Linked DNA regions of Homo sapiens: region 2 is linked to region 1. The links are chromatin loops, found by intact Hi-C in ENCODE. Cell type or tissue: heart right ventricle. All regions are shown on one strand.

Region 1 (5,000 bases):
GATATCTAGCTCCAGAAATATTACACAAAAGTCAATGGTTGCTTTACATATAAGTGGCAGAAAATAGAATGAGAAAAAAGATCTCGTTCACAAGAACCACAAAGACAGAAAGCACCTAGGAATGACCTAAAGAGAAAGGACCAAGACCTGGGCTTACAAGAGGCATCCCTTGTTTCTGGATGGAGAGACGCTTGATCTAAGATTCCGATTACTATTCTGTTCAACCATGTGCTCAATGCAGTTCCAATAAAAATCGAGAGTGGGCTTTTCGGAACTTCCTTCGCCCCCAAGATTCTAAAGTTCAACTGGAAGAATAGTCCTGTGAGTAAAATTAGTAAAGTTCTGGGGGAAAAAAGAGAGAACTAACCCTAACCTATATTAAAACTTACTATAAAGCGATAAGATTCAGAATAGTGTGGTACTAATATAAAAATAGAATAACAGAGCAGAACGGAATCAAGAAAAACATCCACTGATCCACTTACATATGATAAAAGTGGCATTTAAGAGTCAAAGAAAGATCGCCAACATTAAGAAAACCGGCTAATGTTTTAGGGTAAAATAAAGCTGTCTGTAGTTCTTACCTTCTAATAAATTTCAGATGGATTAAGTAGTTGAAAAGTATTTAATATTTTAATATATAAAATAATAAGGGAAAACAGGGGTGAATGTTTTCATAATCTAACTATGACACAAAGCCCAAATAAACAGAGAAAATTGCCCACGAACATTTTGAAACTTTTGTATAGCAGAACACATCATTTACAAGCTGAAAAGACACTGATTAAAGTGTGTGTATTTGAACTCATAGAGAAAAGTTTGCTCTCTTTAAAACGTAAAGAGCTCTTTAAAATCAATGCAAAAGCTACAGAAGCTGATAGAAAACAACTGAGCAGAGAGCGAGCAGAAGACGCTCGCGTGAGAACACAGTGGCTCATAAGCACCTGAAAAGTTGTTCAACTTGAAGAGTGGCCAAATTGTTTTTTGTTTTAAGAGACAGGGTCTCTCTCTGTCACCCAGGCTGGAGTGCAGTGGCACAATCATAGCTCACTGCAGCCTCAACTTCCTGGGCTCAAGTGATCCTCCCACATCAGCCTCCTCCTGAGTAGCTGGGAAGAAAGGCATGAGCCACTGTGCCTGGATAATTTTTTTATTTTTGTAGCGATGGGGTGGTGCTATGTTGTCCAGCCTAGTTTCAAACTCCTAGGCCCAAGTGATCCTCCCACCTTGGCCTCCCAAAGTGTGAGGATTACAGGCGTGAGCCACTGCACCTGGCCAAAATAAGCAGAGATTAAAAATTAAATGGAGGGGCACATTAAGGTCCCAGTGAGTCTTAGCTAGAATAAGGATGTGAGGAAAGGTCCCCTCAGGCACCACTGGTGGGACTTCCAATAGCCCCGCCCTGTTCAAAAGGCAAATGGTAACATACATCCTCTTCCAGGGAAAGACCCAGGCGAGCCAGGCAACATGTACAAGGAAATCTATTGCAGCGGTGTAATTGTGAATAATTGGAAGCACCTCAAAAGTCAGTCAATAGTGGATTGGTTAGATAAATTATGGCATAATCATAAAAGGGAACAACATATAGTCATTAAAAAGGGTAAGGCTGATCTGTAAAGGAACATGCGAAGACGTGTAAGACATACTAGATAGTACAGAGGCAGGTCGCAGCCGGCAGTACTGCATGAGCCTGCTGAGCGTGTGTGTGTGTGTGTGTGCACGTGCCGCAGGAGTGGACGGAGGGGGAGGTTCACCTTTTACATGTTCCTGTAATGTTTGCATTTTTATAAACATGGACAACCTTGGTACTCAGGAAACACTAAATATTTAAAAAATCAATTTTGATCGGCAGGGGAGCTGCTTAGAATGATAAACTGCCCAAAAGAACCTCAACAATTTATGGGAAGATAATTAATCTTGTCTGTGGCATAAAACTGATTCCTGCGCTGTGGTCAGACGCTTGTAGAGTCTATGAAGCGGTGGTCCCAAGCTATATCCTGTATTTGAAAAGAAGCCTCAGACTTCTCTCATGATTTCTGCAAGGCATCTACTTTACTAATTCGTTAGGTTTCTTTGTTTTGGGCTGGAATTAGCTCAGTGTGACAGCTCTGTAGGAATTTGGGTGATAGTTTTGTGTCTTTTAGCAATATATTAAAGGGAGCAGACTAGGTTGGTTTCTTTTTATTTATCTAACTTTTAATATCTGAAGTAGGCAGATTTATTTCCCCAAACATTTCAGCTTTCTAACAGAAAAATAAAGAAATAACAAGGATTCTGGGCGGTGAAATATTGAATCTCATAGGCAGAGAAAAGGCACCTTATTTCCTGCTGCAGTTTAAGATCCTACCACTAGATGGTGCAAAGGGACCGCACATTTTTCAGGCTGCACCAGTTCGCGCCACAAAATTCTTCAACATCTAATAAGCACCAGGAAAGCTTTCCAAAAGTAGAAAGAATGAACAATTGTGCGGGAATAGGAACATTTTGCTTTTATAAAATTGGGACGCTGCCATTTCATTATTGATACAAAAATCTGCTTCACTTTATTCCTGCGGGACATAGGTCCCAAATCTACGCTAACCTCGTATATTTGAAGAGACCCGCAGAAGCCCACGCAATGCGGACGTCTAAAAGTTGAATTCAAAAATCCTTTTCACCTCATGCTGCCAAATGCATTTTCATTAATTCCACCTCAGTGTCGTGACGTAAATGCTAGTGGAATCGGCCCCAAGCTAAATAAGCAATAAGCCCCATTTTTCAACGCACAAACACATAAAGATGTCAGCTCAAACTGTTTACTAATTAACACTTAAAAAGACACAAATTAGATATGCGTGGCTAAGAGCAATTATAATCAAGACGGATTTCTCTAGTCATTTGGGAACTGAAAAAAATGCCTAATTGCTGGAACCAGTGTTTTAAAAACTGAAATCACGCCAGTTAGCAAATATGTTCATTTAAAGAACATTCCACGTGACTACACTCTTGAGGACTGACTACAAACATGAGAACAAGGAAAATATTTAGGTATAAAATTAAAACTGTAAGCTCCCTTAGATTTATAACTTCTTCATTAAATATGTCTGCAAACAGCAGCCCATAAAAACCTGTGGCAATTAAGTGGTTAAATGAACTGCCTCCCTTGTCAATTTTAAGCGGGTGATTAATATTAGAGCATCCCTTTACTAATTAGACCCTCCCTCATCTTTCGGCTTTAAAGTCGAATGAAAATGGAGGCTGTTGCTCCGCCAGGAGTGCGGCAGGCTAATGTGTGCTTCCTCCGCCGCGGTTTTGATGGTGGCACTCCTGGAAGGGAACGGGGAGCACTGTGGTTTCTGCTGAGGTTGGCAGCTGATAGAAACGGCTCCGCATGGGGCTGGAAGTCGCTCCGGACTTCTCCACTGCCCGGTGCCCTGTCATTACAGGAATGGTTCACTCCTGTTCTCACAAGGCTTGCGGGTAGTTAAGCACACAGCATGAAACCTACACCCAAGGCTGCTGCCTCCTGACCGGGATGGTGAGGTCTTCCACGGATGCCAGGGCGGGACCGTGGGTGGGGAGGGAGGATACACAGGTAATCAAGACATGAGGATTATTTTAGAAGCTCCCGCCTGGACTGCAGAGCCAGGCAGCTCCCACCCTGGTTGCGATGGGGAATCCATCAGCTAGAGAAATGGGGCAACTGCTTACCAGGGAAATAAAGAGCGGCAGAGACAGAGAATATTTATACACCCATCTCCTCACGCCCAGAGAAGATGCTTCATCATGGGCGCTGGCTGCGAAATTACACTTTCCAGGCTCTGGGACACAGACAGCCTTTTGTCTGGAGAACCGTAAGGGCTTCACTGGGACAACAGCCCCACCGGGTCACCCACTGCCCTCCTGCAGAGCCAAACTGGAGGGGAGGGGACAAGGCACGGACAGGTGGGGCCGGGACAAGAAAACTGCCCACGGTGGCCACGAGGCTGCCACTGACCAGCCCCTGGTCACCTCCCTGGCTGAGGGACGATGAGGTAAAAATTCACTTCCTCATGCCTGGGACTCATGTATGCGGGCCCTGGGAGGACAGCAAAGCCCCTGCTCTGGGTGCGAGGTGACGGAGGTGGCAGGAGCACATGGCTGCTGGAAGATGGCCAGGCAGAAGGCCACTGCTCTGTCATGGGGAGCCAGCAGGGTGACGGCGTTTGAGTTGGAATTTCTCTATGAATCACGGCTTCCTTCACTTTCAGCCACCCGCGCCATCATGGAGCATGTCTGAATCGTGAGAGGTTTTCTGTCTTTCCACAGATCCTTTCCTTCAAAATTTGCTCAATGGCGCATCCACTGATTCTAACTTTAAAACATGACCGTCCTTGGGCATTTTTCATGAAATTTCACCCAAGTGCATCAGGTACCACGACTCTTGGGGAGACCCTGGTGAAGAGCAGGGCAGCTACATCTAACCACGCTCCACCAGCTGCCAGGTGCCCTGACTGCCGCGCTGTGTGGCACGCTGGGCTGGGATGAGCAGGCCTGTGTTCCACTTTGGGGTGAGGGGGCCTGGGAACATGCCCCAGGGCCAAGCCTATACAGCAAATTTGTCCCCTACCCCAGGCATCCACACTGGGAGGCTGTGTCCTGTCCACTGCCTACACAGCCCATGAGGGTCCCTGCAGACACCGGCATCTGAATGGGCTCATTCCCCTTCCAGTTCTCCAGGGCAGCCTGGCTGTCCGGGCCCAGGAGCGCATGCTCCCTGGGGCTCCTCAGGATGCTGGGGGCTGAGGGACACCCACCCACAACCAAGTGACACCCTGTTTGTCAATCAGTGCTGGGCAGCTCCTAGGCCAGGCCATCTGTGTCCTTGTGGGGGTGGAGGCAGCTCTGCTTGGCTAGCTCTGGGGAGCTCCCTGTGGCTGCCCATGTCCCTAACCTCCATGCTCAGAATACACAGGGTCACACGGTTTGTTGGAGGGTGACCGTCCCTGAAGCCGAATGGTGGCAACTGTGCTTCGGCTTCG
Region 2 (5,000 bases), 79 kb after region 1:
CTCAAAGGCTCGAGAAACTGTCTCTACTTAGGATAGTGCCAGGAGGTGAAGGCCTTCTGGCACCTTCCCCAGTAGGTCTTGGACCCCTGGAGCAAGGGCTGTCCATCAGAGGACAACCATGTCTGCCACTTGACTCAAATGATGGATTATTATTCCAAAATCTGTTTGGTCACTGGAGAATTGTAACTGGAACAGTCCCTAAATCCTCGGGGAGTGTTACCAAGCTATCCTCCCCTTCCCCCTGCCCACGGAACTGCCCGGAGGAGACAGGGCTCTCACCCTGCTGCTTCTGGTGGCCATCACGTCTCTCTGCAGGAGGGATTGGCTGTTCTGTAACAAACAGGTCAGCAAGCACGCACTGCCAGCGATGACGGCTCCAGCTAAATACATGCTGAGGGGAATTTCATTTTTTCCCCCAAGTCAGTCTTAGGCACCTTATTCAATTAACATGGCCACTAAGCTGCAGACAGCTCCATATAAAAGCCCTTCAGTTATAGAATATATTTTATTATGAGACAATAGTTGCCAGCACGATTTATTTCCTTTGATGGGATTCTGCTTTTTCCTTGTTAATTTAAATCTGTATTTTCTAGTGCTGATTCCAGGTCTGTGTGAATTTTTAAAATGTTACCATTAATCTTGTAGACCCAGTGGCCACATATAATGAAGATGGTTCTGCCCAGGCAGCTGCAGTGCCTGCTGTCCTCCCAGACTGTCAAAGGGCAGCGTCGAGAGAGTGGTGACTAGCAAGGCAGAGGCGCACTCATAGTCAGAGGCACCTGCCACTTTGATCTCCCAACCCTTATACACACACACACACACACACACACACACACACACAACCAATGGGGTTCACAGGATTCCAGAAAATGCAATGAAAAGAGGATACATCCTGGCAAATACTGATGGTGACTTCAGACTTTTCCTCTGCCATACTAAATGCTGGAAGACGACGCAGCCAGTTTTGAAGGTGAAAATAGTTGTGATTCAGCAATTTTGTATGACTTCAAGTTGTCTTTTGTGCAGGAAGACAACAGAAGATTACTCATGTCACCTTCTCTAGGAGAAACACTTAATAATACATTCCAGATGATTCAAATTTAATACTTAAGAAAGGGGAAGTAATGCGACAAAAGGACCAGCATTTATTCTTCCCTTTTTGAGATTTGAGGAAAGAACCTGAAATGTGGGAAATGACCTATTTAAGAAAATTTAAAAATATCATCAGTTGACTTGTTTACAGCGTGTACCTGTCATATGCATCTTATGATCCCTAACCCAATCCTACGGCGAGTTGCTGAGACCCCCCCTACTCCACAGGTGTCTCAGAGAGGCTCCACAGCTTGCCTCTCTGCTGGATACAGCTTGGACTTGAACACAGAGTATGCAGAAGCTTGGATTTGAATGCTGATGGGGCCAATTACACAATTCATGCTCTTAATTATGACGGTCTACTCAAAAACTGGAAATAATGTTACTATGTCTGACTCAGAATATTATGCAGACATAAAATGATGTTTACAGGCTTTGTGGAGAGGGTTGGAGTGAGATGCTCGGGATCTGTGTATGGAATATGATCTCAGCTGTGGAAGGAAAGGACAGGAACCAGGGCCTTGGGGCAGCATTTGTCATGGCAATGAACTGGGAGCAGCCCAATGACCATCAATAAGAGGAGGCTAATAAAATGTGGAATTTTCATATAATACTAAAGTAGGACAGAACGAATAGATGAAGAGAGCCAGAGATTTTTCTGTAGAAATGCCCAACTCCCAAAGACTGGCTGTTAAGTAAAACAAAACCAAAAAACCAGCCAAGCAAAAACAAAGTTGCAGAATGATGTATTATAAACAATCCCATAAGACAATCTTTTTTCCATGGGCACACACGGCTAAGCTACAGTACAGCAAAGGGCTGGAGGGAGTAACTTAGAGGTGACTGAGGGGCAGGAGAGGCTCACGGTATTGACGACAGAAGCCTCTAAGATGGGAGTGTGGATTCTCCCCACTGCTCTTCCATATGTTTTAAGTGTTAATTTTTTTGGATGAGAAATTATTTCTTTTAATCAGAAAAAAAGATGGCAAAAACTAGGGGAACACTTCTCAATGTGGTTGGGAGAGTAGAAGAGACACACGTATGAAAGCATCCAGCGTGGTGGTGCTTGGTGCTGAAGGGACACCTTGTTTTCTATATAATGTGTCTGCTGGTGGACAAAGACCAGAGGTCATGTACAAAGGAGAGGAATGGATTGTGGGGGCAGCAGAAGAAATATGAAAAGCAACAAAAATCAAGTTAAGATAGGAAGGGGAAGAAGAACACAGCAAATGGCTAAATGAAATTCCACATTATTCCTGCAAACACCACTGGGAAGAAGTCATCTGTGACGCACAGCTTCTGTGCCAGGTGTAAGGACGTGCTTAATGAATGCCATTTAATGAAGAAAAAGGCTCTTATAAAACACCTGGCACAAGCAGGGTGCGGGAGTCACAGAGAAGGGGACCTTTGCTGCACCTGCTGGCATTTTAATAAGCACCTTCTAGAGCGCCCGCTCTCCAAGGCTGGTCAATGGTGTCAGAAAGAGGTCCCTGACCATTGCCCACACTTGCTGACAGTTTGGGGAACCTTATTTCTTAAAGACCATATGCTCAGGTATCGGATCACCCTGGAAGGTAATTAAAATGAATCATTTTCAGCTGGAAGGGCCTGACTAACACTCGAATCCTCCTCAATGACTTCACAGCCAGGATTCCTGCTCCAAGTCCCCTGTGTTTCCCAAGTGAGGCTCTGAATTACGATTGAGATCTGTGAAGACCCAGAGATGTGAGGAGATATTGTAATTCTTTCTTGTAACTTGTTTCCGCTAAAACAGAAAGTCAGTTATTTTAATCACTCTAGGCTCTAAAATATTTTCAGTTGTGGTTTTCTTTTCATATTGATTTTGGAGCCAACCTCAGGGAGAAACCACCATGCGCAAAGTTTACTATCATTTGTCACGGTCTGATGAGTCTCTTTTTTGTTTCGTTTTGTAATTGACACAAGCCAAGACAAGTAAGGTTTTGTAAAACTTAAAAGAGACCTATTTCCTCTACAGTTATATTCACTATCTTATAAACCTTCTATGCCCAGACCTAAAACTTAATTCCAAGTATTACCCAGTGAACACAGGCCCATGCCAGGGGAGCTGGACCAGTATCAACAGGCACACAAGGCCGCTATAATTAGGATGTGGCGACTGACTCAGCGCACTTTTTTTATTGTGCTCCTACTGTGTGCTAGGCACTGCCTGGCACCGAGACAGTTTAAGAAACCAAATGAAACGTGTATCTTCCCCTTTAGGAATTTATCCATAAGTCAACTGAAACACGAACATAAATCTCCTATATCACAAAGTAAAAGCTCTGAATATCAAAAGATAGGCCATAAAGGACAATATGGTTATATGCTTCAATTTTAAAACAGTGGCATGAAAAAGAAATAACTGGGTGTGGTGGCTCATGCCTGTAATCACAGCACTTTGGGAGGCCAAGGCGGGTGGATCACGAGGTCAGGAGTTCAAGACCAGCCTGAACAACATGGTGAAACCCCGTTTCTACTAAAAAATATAAAAATTAGCCGGGCGTGGTGGCGTGTGCCTGTAATCCCAGCTACTCAGGAGGCTGAGGCAGGAGAATTGCTTGAACCTGGGAGGTGGAGGCTGCAGTAAGCAGAGATCACGCCATTGCACTCCAGCCTGGGTGACAGAGTAAGACTCCATCTCAAAAAAAAAAAAAAAAAGAAATAACCAAAATAACAAACATCTGTTGAGAGTCTACTACAGGCCAGGCACTCTGTTAGGCCCTGGGAGGTATCCAGGGACATGGGAGCCATGGTCCCACCTGCAAAAAGAAAAGACTGTGGCTGGGGAGAAGAGGCCCGAGCAATGAAATAGTAATTCAAGAGTCTAGACAGTGGCCCAAGAGATGTCACAAAGCCAAGGATGGGCAACGGAGGCTCCGGGAGTCAGAGAGGTAGGAAATGGGATTTGACTTGCATGGCTGGGAGGGGCTTTCCAGGGAGGCCCGCGTGAAGGCTTTGTTCCTGGAATTTTCACTCCTGTAATTATTTAGGACTATGGCAGTTACTACTCACTGGGCACTTGCACCATTCCTCATGTTCATACACATCTCTAATGTAAACAACCCAGCAAGGGAAGTAGTACCCTATATGTGGGGGAAAAGTGGTTCAGAGAGGTTAAGTAACTCACCCAAAGTCACACAGCTGAAGAAAATGGCTGGGCTAGGATGTGCGTTCATGCTCTTTCCACCATGCCATGTTGCTTTACTGAGATGACACAGGGCACAAAGTAAGTGCAAACACAGACCTGTTCATTTTCCATTCAGGAAGCCCATTTGCCACGACCAATGCAACTCCAACCTACCAGGCTGACTGTAGAATGGGTTTTCCTCATGGGCAACACATACACACATGCATGCATGCGCGTGCATGCGTGCACACACACACACACACACACACACACACACAAAACCAAATCACTGTGCATTGGACAAGGGGAAAAAAAAGCTGCCACTGGAAGATGAAGGAAATCACAATTCCAAACTCCCCAAGTTCCTAAATGCATAAAGTACGTGCAGCTTGACGGCATATGGCAAATCAATTACTAGTTTAAATCTTAAAACAAAAACATGGCAAGTGTGGTGCAGAAATAATCAAGAACAACGGTTAGGTTTAGATTACAGTGGGCCACTAGAGTTTTGAATACAATTAATCATCATTCCAGGCAATGGGAAGCCATATTGACACTTATTCCTAATTTGAATATTTAATTAGGGTGAAGTTCTTCATCAAATTATCGCAGAACTGGGAGAAAGCCTGGAAGACTTACACAATTACTATCTTAACCCCTTCCCAGCTGCTCACCTGTGAACACAGCCATTCTAGTCCCAGCTCCGCAGGGGAGGTTGCCTGTGCCCAGTCTCTGATGCTGTGGGGTGCTGGAGGGGTGC

What was found. Peaks named below come from ENCODE experiments on the same cell type or tissue, not always from the same donor. Only the 100,000 strongest peaks of a DNase experiment are listed, where the experiment ranks them.
Region 2: it touches region 1 in a loop (3-fold over the local background); 23 of 110 quality-filtered maps call a loop at or near these places.

Annotation. Positions count from the first base shown.
Region 1 is chr9:126,488,837-126,493,836 of GRCh38, reverse strand. The region is part of intron 9 of MVB12B (multivesicular body subunit 12B); the gene reads right to left. Among named protein-coding and RNA genes, the nearest start is that of NRON, 81 kb to the right of the region's middle. In heart right ventricle, CTCF peaks have their summits at 2,147 and 2,350 (motif pointing right); a DNase peak (open chromatin) is centred at 2,363; H3K27ac peaks cover 487 bases.
Region 2 is chr9:126,409,660-126,414,659 of GRCh38, reverse strand. The region is part of intron 6 of MVB12B (multivesicular body subunit 12B); the gene reads right to left. NRON (non-coding repressor of NFAT) reads left to right here and starts at 4,156. Exons shown (of 1, transcript NR_045006.1): 1 at 4,156-5,000. In heart right ventricle, no CTCF peak of the experiment used is centred here; no DNase peak of the experiment used is centred here.